Regions from separate parts of the Homo sapiens genome. Here region 2 is linked to region 1. Evidence: read pairs that join two places in POLR2A ChIA-PET (ENCODE). Cell type or tissue: Panc1. All regions are shown on one strand. Each heading gives the region's core, and the rest is flanking DNA. Links, peaks and the distances in the headings are about the cores only. Region 1 overlaps KANSL1 (KAT8 regulatory NSL complex subunit 1). Region 2 overlaps MAPT (microtubule associated protein tau).

What was found. Peaks named below come from ENCODE experiments on the same cell type or tissue, not always from the same donor. Only the 100,000 strongest peaks of a DNase experiment are listed, where the experiment ranks them.
Region 2: POLR2A ChIA-PET joins it to region 1 with 8 read pairs; 2 of 35 experiments call an interaction of 5 or more read pairs at or near these places.

Annotation. Positions count from the first base shown.
Region 1 is chr17:46,045,670-46,048,579 of GRCh38, forward strand. The region is part of intron 7 of KANSL1 (KAT8 regulatory NSL complex subunit 1); the gene reads right to left. Among named protein-coding and RNA genes, the nearest start is that of STH, 48 kb to the left of the region's middle. In Panc1, for the core only: no CTCF peak of the experiment used is centred there; no DNase peak of the experiment used is centred there.
Region 2 is chr17:45,947,965-45,950,874 of GRCh38, forward strand. All of the region lies in intron 1 of MAPT (microtubule associated protein tau), which reads left to right. Among named protein-coding and RNA genes, the nearest start is that of STH, 50 kb to the right of the region's middle. In Panc1, for the core only: a CTCF peak has its summit at 1,279 (motif pointing left); a DNase peak (open chromatin) is centred at 1,321; H3K4me3 peaks cover 739 bases; H3K27ac peaks cover 1,177 bases.

The sequences.
Region 1 (2,910 bases), core at 158-2,657:
TGTGGGAGGTGTAAGGTATGCGGCAGGGCAGCATTCATGTCAGATCTATAGTGTCCTGCAGTCAGCAGGACAGAAAATGTTCAAGGGAAATGGAACCTCTTAGTAGAGATGCTGAATGATGGAACAGGAGCTGAGAGACACACAGTCTGGGTATATCTGAGGGTGGGGGAGGTTATTTGCAACTGTATGTGGTAATGCTGTTGACAAAGAAATGACTGTTCTGTTTAGCAGGTGATATCCAATGAGTGTGCTTAAGTGTCCGGGCTTCCTGTCCTTCTTCAAGTATGAGACTATACAATTCAACACAGTAATTCAGAGAGTAACCCAACAAACATTCCTAAGTCTTCCTAGTGGCGCTGTCTGTAGCCAGAATCCCAAAAAGGGTAAAAATCTGACTCCTCTTAATAATCTGTCTGGAAAGGAACTTGAAATATAGTAAAAGGAAGGACAGGCATCAGATAATCTGGGTCTGAACTGTGAAGGCATTCAAACCCATTAGCCATTTAGTTTTAGATAAGCCACAACCTTACCAAGCCTGTTCCTTGAGCACTAACACTGAAGTAACACCTTACAAAATTTCTGGGCCGGGCATGGTGGCTCATGCCTATAATCCCAGCACTTTAGGAAGCCAAGATGGGTAGATCGCTTGGGCCCAAGAGTTTGAGACCAGCATGGGCAACACGGGGAAACCTCTTCTCTACTAAAAATGCAAAAAATTAGCCAGGCATGGTGGTGTGCACCTGTAGTCCCAGCTACCCACTGAAGTGGGAGAATCACCTGATCCTGGGAGGCCGATGCTGCAATGAGCCAAAAACCACACCACTGCATTCTAGCCTGAGTGACAGAGTGAGACTCTGTCAAAAAAAAAAAAAAAAAAAAAAAAAAAAGCCAGGTGCGGTGGCTCATGCTTGTAATCCCAGCACTTTGGGAGGCCAAGACGGGTGGATCACGAGGTCAGGAGTTCAAGACCCTCCTGGCCAATATGGTGAAACCCCCATCTCTACTAAAAGTACAAAAATTAGCCGGGCGTGGTGGCGCGTGCCTGTAGTCCCAGCTACTCAGGAGGCTGAGGCAGGAGAATTGCTTGAACTTGGGAGGCGGAGGTTGCAGTGACCCGAGATTGCACGACTGCACTCCAGCCTGGGTGACAGAGCAAAACTGTCTCAAAAGTAAAAAAAAAAAAAAAAAAAGAATTTTGAAAGCAGCATATGAGACAAATATGAGAAGAGTACTACAAACTTTAAAATGCTATACAAATAGTAACTGCAGTTACATGGGCTACATAAATCCAATGGCAAGGGAAGGTAAAAGTCAGTGACTCTGGAATCTGAAGCACAGAGGAAAATGTTTTAGTGTTTTCCACTCATTGTGTTCAAGTTTATTTATTGCTCCACCAGCTCCTGACTATCCATGTGTTCCAGGTTTTCTGTTTCCTTTCTCTTACAAGAAATCACATGGCCACAGGAATATTACACCACATCCTTATCACAGCTAGGGGGTTTTGGTAACAAAAGCCAAAAATCCCGGTATCTACTGGATTTAGGTGGCCAGAAATGCAATCATTTGAAGAACAGATGCAGAACAGGGGATTATAGTTATCTAATGTTTGATCAACTGTCAATTAGAAGGATTCTCTCTAGGACAAGGGTTAGCAATGATTGTTTTTATAAATAAACTTTTGTTGCAACACAATCAGGTTCATTTGTTCACATATTGTCTATGGCTGCTTTTGTGCTACAATGACAGGGTTGAGCAGTTGTGACATGAACTGACATCAATTATATGGCCTGCAAAGCCTAAGATATTTACCATATGGCCCTTGAAGAAAAAGTTCAGGCCGGGCGTGGTGGTTTACACCTGTAATCCCAGCACTTTGAGAGGCCAAGATGGGTGGATCACTTGAGCTCAGTTCAAAACCAGCCTGGGCAATATAGCAAGACCCCATCTTTGTAGGGGGCGGGAGGCGGGGAAGCAGGTTGTGGTGGTGCACACTTGTAGTCCCAGATACTTAGGAGGCTGAAGTGGGAGGACTGTTTAGAGCCCAGGAAGTCAAGGTTGCAGTGAGCTGTGATCACTCCACTGAACTCCAGCTTAGGGCACCGAGCAAGACCCTGTATCTAAAAAATAAAAATTAAAAAAAAAAAAAAAACAAAAAAAAAACTTACAGACTACCTGGGAGATATTATGAAGAACAGCATGGAGCCCTTATCCTCAGGGAGATTACATCCCATCCCTTCCCCACTCCCCCCGCCACCAAGACAGGGTCTCACTACCGTTCCCCAGGCTGCAGTGCATTGGCTCAATCATGGCTCACTGCGGCCAAGACTTCCTGGGCTCAGCTGATCCTCCCACCTCAGCCTGCTGAGTAGCTGGGACGACAGGCGTGTGCCACCACGCCCAGTTAATTCTTGTGTTTTTAGTAGAGATAGGGTTTTGCCATGTTGCCCATGCTGGTCTCAAACTTCTGACCTCAGATGATGAACCCGCCACGGCCTCCAAAAGTGCCAGGATTACAGGTGTGAGCCACTGTGCCTGGTCCCTAAAATTTAAATAACAGAAAGCAAATACACAAACAGCCATAACATAATTCATTAACATATTGATAAAACACAATAGGGTAGGTGCAGTGGCTCCTGACTGTAATCCCAGCACTTTAGGGAGGCCGAGGCGGGTGGATCACCTGAGGTCAGGAGTTGGAGACCAGCCTGGCCAACATGGTAAAACCCCATCTCTACTAAAAATACAAAAAAATTAGCCAGGCGTGGTGGCATACGACTGTAGTCCCAGCTACTTGGGAGGCTGAGACAAAACTGCTTGAACCCAGGAGGTGGGGGCTGCAGTGAGCCAACATCACACCACTGCACTACAGCCTGGGCAACAAAAGCGAGACTCTGTCTCAAAACAAAACAA
Region 2 (2,910 bases), core at 266-2,765, 98 kb before region 1:
ATAGTTAACCATTTAATGACTAGGTTTTTTTGTTGTTGTTATTTTTTATTTATTTATTTTGAGACAGAGTCTTACTCTGTCACCCAGGCTGGAGTGCAGTGGTGTGATCTCGGCTCACTGCAACCTCTGCCTCCCAGGTTCAAGCATTCTCCTGCCTCTGCCTCCTGAGTAGCTGGGATTACAGGTGCCTGCCACCACACCTGGCTAATTTTTGTACTTTTGGTAGAGACAGGGTTTCTCAATGTTAGCCAGGCTGGTCTCGAACTCCTGGCCTCAAGTGATCTGCCCACCTTGGCCTTCCAAAATACTGGGATTAAGGTATGAGCCACCGCACCCAGCCCTCCTGGGCTCTTTTCCTTTAGTTGCACTCGCTCCCCGCTCCTGGAGTAGAGGGATTTCCGAGAGACTGTGGGCTCCAGCCTTCACCTAGGCCCAGGACTAGGATGCCTGCCCTAACATTTATCTTTATACCTTAAAGCAAAACAGCTGGACCATAAGCATTCAAGAACAAACTGTGAATAAGGAGAAAGTTCTCCCAGGAAACAAGAGCTTTAGTTCTGTTGGGCCAGCCCTTATATTCCTTAGCTGTTACCAGTCACTGCTTGATTTAATCTCGGCTATCACTTGGCCTGACAGGTCTGCTGCTGGTGCCAGGATGTCTGGGTTTTGAAGCCTGGCTCCATTACATACTTCCTGTGTGACCTTGGGCAACTTACTCAACCTGTCTGTTCCTCAGTTTCCCCAGCTGTATTATGTCAGCATAATAGTTTGTTGTGTGAATTAAATGAGGTAATAACTGGAAATGCTTCAAACATGGTTCCTATCATGAGAAATCCTGCTTTCCGCCTAAATGTGCTGGAAAATTCCTGGTGGTGCAGAACAGGAGACCAGAGCAAAGGAAAGACAGGGTGCAGAAGCCAAAAATTACCTTGGAGAACAAAGCGCATGTTAAGGTTATTTTTGGATTCTAGGTTTATCTCTGCTTGGTCTTCAGTTACCTGCAAGAGATCCATTTAGGGGATTTTTGTTTGTTTTTAACGATAGCTTTATTGAGATATAATTCATATGCCATAAAAGTCACTCTTTTAAAATGTTTCCGGTATATTCACAAGGCTGTGCAGCCTTCCCTGTCCTTGATTCCAGTCTGAGTTTTTAACTGAAGGGATAAGGAGGACCACGCTTTCCCCAGACCAGAACCGCGGGCCAGGGGGCGATTCTGCTGAGTCACCGCGGGCGCCTGGTGCGCGGCGGCGGAGCCCGGGACCTTCCTTGGCTGCCCCCTAGCGAGGGCCGCAGCGCAGCCTGAGACACCCGCCGGGGCCGCTCCACGGCCGTCGGATTTAGACTGGAAGCTCGGTCCAGGTCCCCAGCTTGATGCGCCCGCGGTGTAGGAGACCAGCCCGACTCGGGCTTCCCCTGAGCCCCTGGACTCTTGACTCCAGCAGGGCCTGGGTAATGAACGTCAGCTCCCCTTTCCCAAAGGGGTTGCTCTGTTGGGAAGGCACCCGTTTGATACAGTAGCATAGAGATGGGTTTTAGCATCAAAATATCAGAATTCAAGCCTTGCTCTCTGCTTACTAGCTGTGTGACCCTAAAAAGGTTTCTGAACGTCTCTGAGCTTCAGTTTCCTCATCATTCCTTCTCACGGGGTGGTTGTGAGCATTACAGAGATCCTCTCTGTGAAGCCCCTGTGAGTGGCTCATCCTGAGGGCTGAAATAAACATGTTATTAATAATCCAAAACTGGCAAGGGATGTTGACTGGTCCCCCTCCCTTGCCCAAGGAGCTTTCTAGAACCTGAGTTATCATTACCAAACTGTACTGCCTTGAGTAAGAAAGTTAGAAGGAATGGGAAGGATGGTGGCAGGTGGAGGAAGGCGGATTGGTCATCACCTCCTTGCAGCAAGAAACAGCCCCAGATCGTGGGAAACCTACAGACCTGCTAGACAGACTAGGAGCAAAAGCTGGGGCTTTAAGAATCCCCAGGGAGGTTCTCCTGAGAGAGTAGCCAGTTGGATTTTGTAAGCAGAGATTTGTTTGGGGAGGAGGTGACAACGTAGGGAGCAGAGGGGCAAAGCTGTCGGGAATCCTGCCTTGAGGGCAGGGATGTGTGTTGGGGGGAGTTGGGTCACTGGGGCTCGGTGGCCTTGGGCAAGTTTCTACCTCTCAGGTCCTTTACCCACCTAGGGTCGCCATCCTGCCCACCTCACAGGTTACAGTGAGCCTGGATGCACTGTCATGGGCAGGTGCCCAGGAAAATGGCAGACATGTTCCAAACAGCACGCAGCATTCCCCAGTGATGCCCAGGGTCACCTTGGAGGTGGGCGAGATGCCTGGGGTTTCTCGTCCACCCCACAACACCTCAGGGGACAGCCAAAGCTGTCCCTTCAGGTAAGCTGCACAGAAGATGTGAACTCTGCTGCAAAGACTCTATTCTTTGGGAGCAAAAGGGACCCAGGGTCTCACCTGCACATCCCTGTCCCTGAGGGCCTAGGGGTTCTTGGAGGCCCCAGCCTTGGCAAAATGAGGAAGAAGGTGAAGGTTGTCTGGGCCCCTGCCAGGCTCCTTCCTCGGCCACGCACTCCCCTTCCTGCACACACACCCTTCTCCCTCCACCCCATCTCCATTGTTGTCAGAAAAGTCACAATAAAAAGGTCCATATTGTCTAGTTCCCATACTTTTAATTTTTAAAATTTTATTTATTTATTTATTTATGTATTTTTTGAGACAGAGTCTTAACCCAGGCTGGAGTTCAGTGGCATGATCTAGGCTCACTGCAACCTCTCCCTCCTGGGTTCAAGTGATTCTCATGCCTCAGCCTCCCGAGTAGCTGAGATTACAGATATGTGCCACTATGCCCAGCTAATTTTTGTATTTTTAGTAGAGACGGGGTTTCACCATGTTGGCCAGG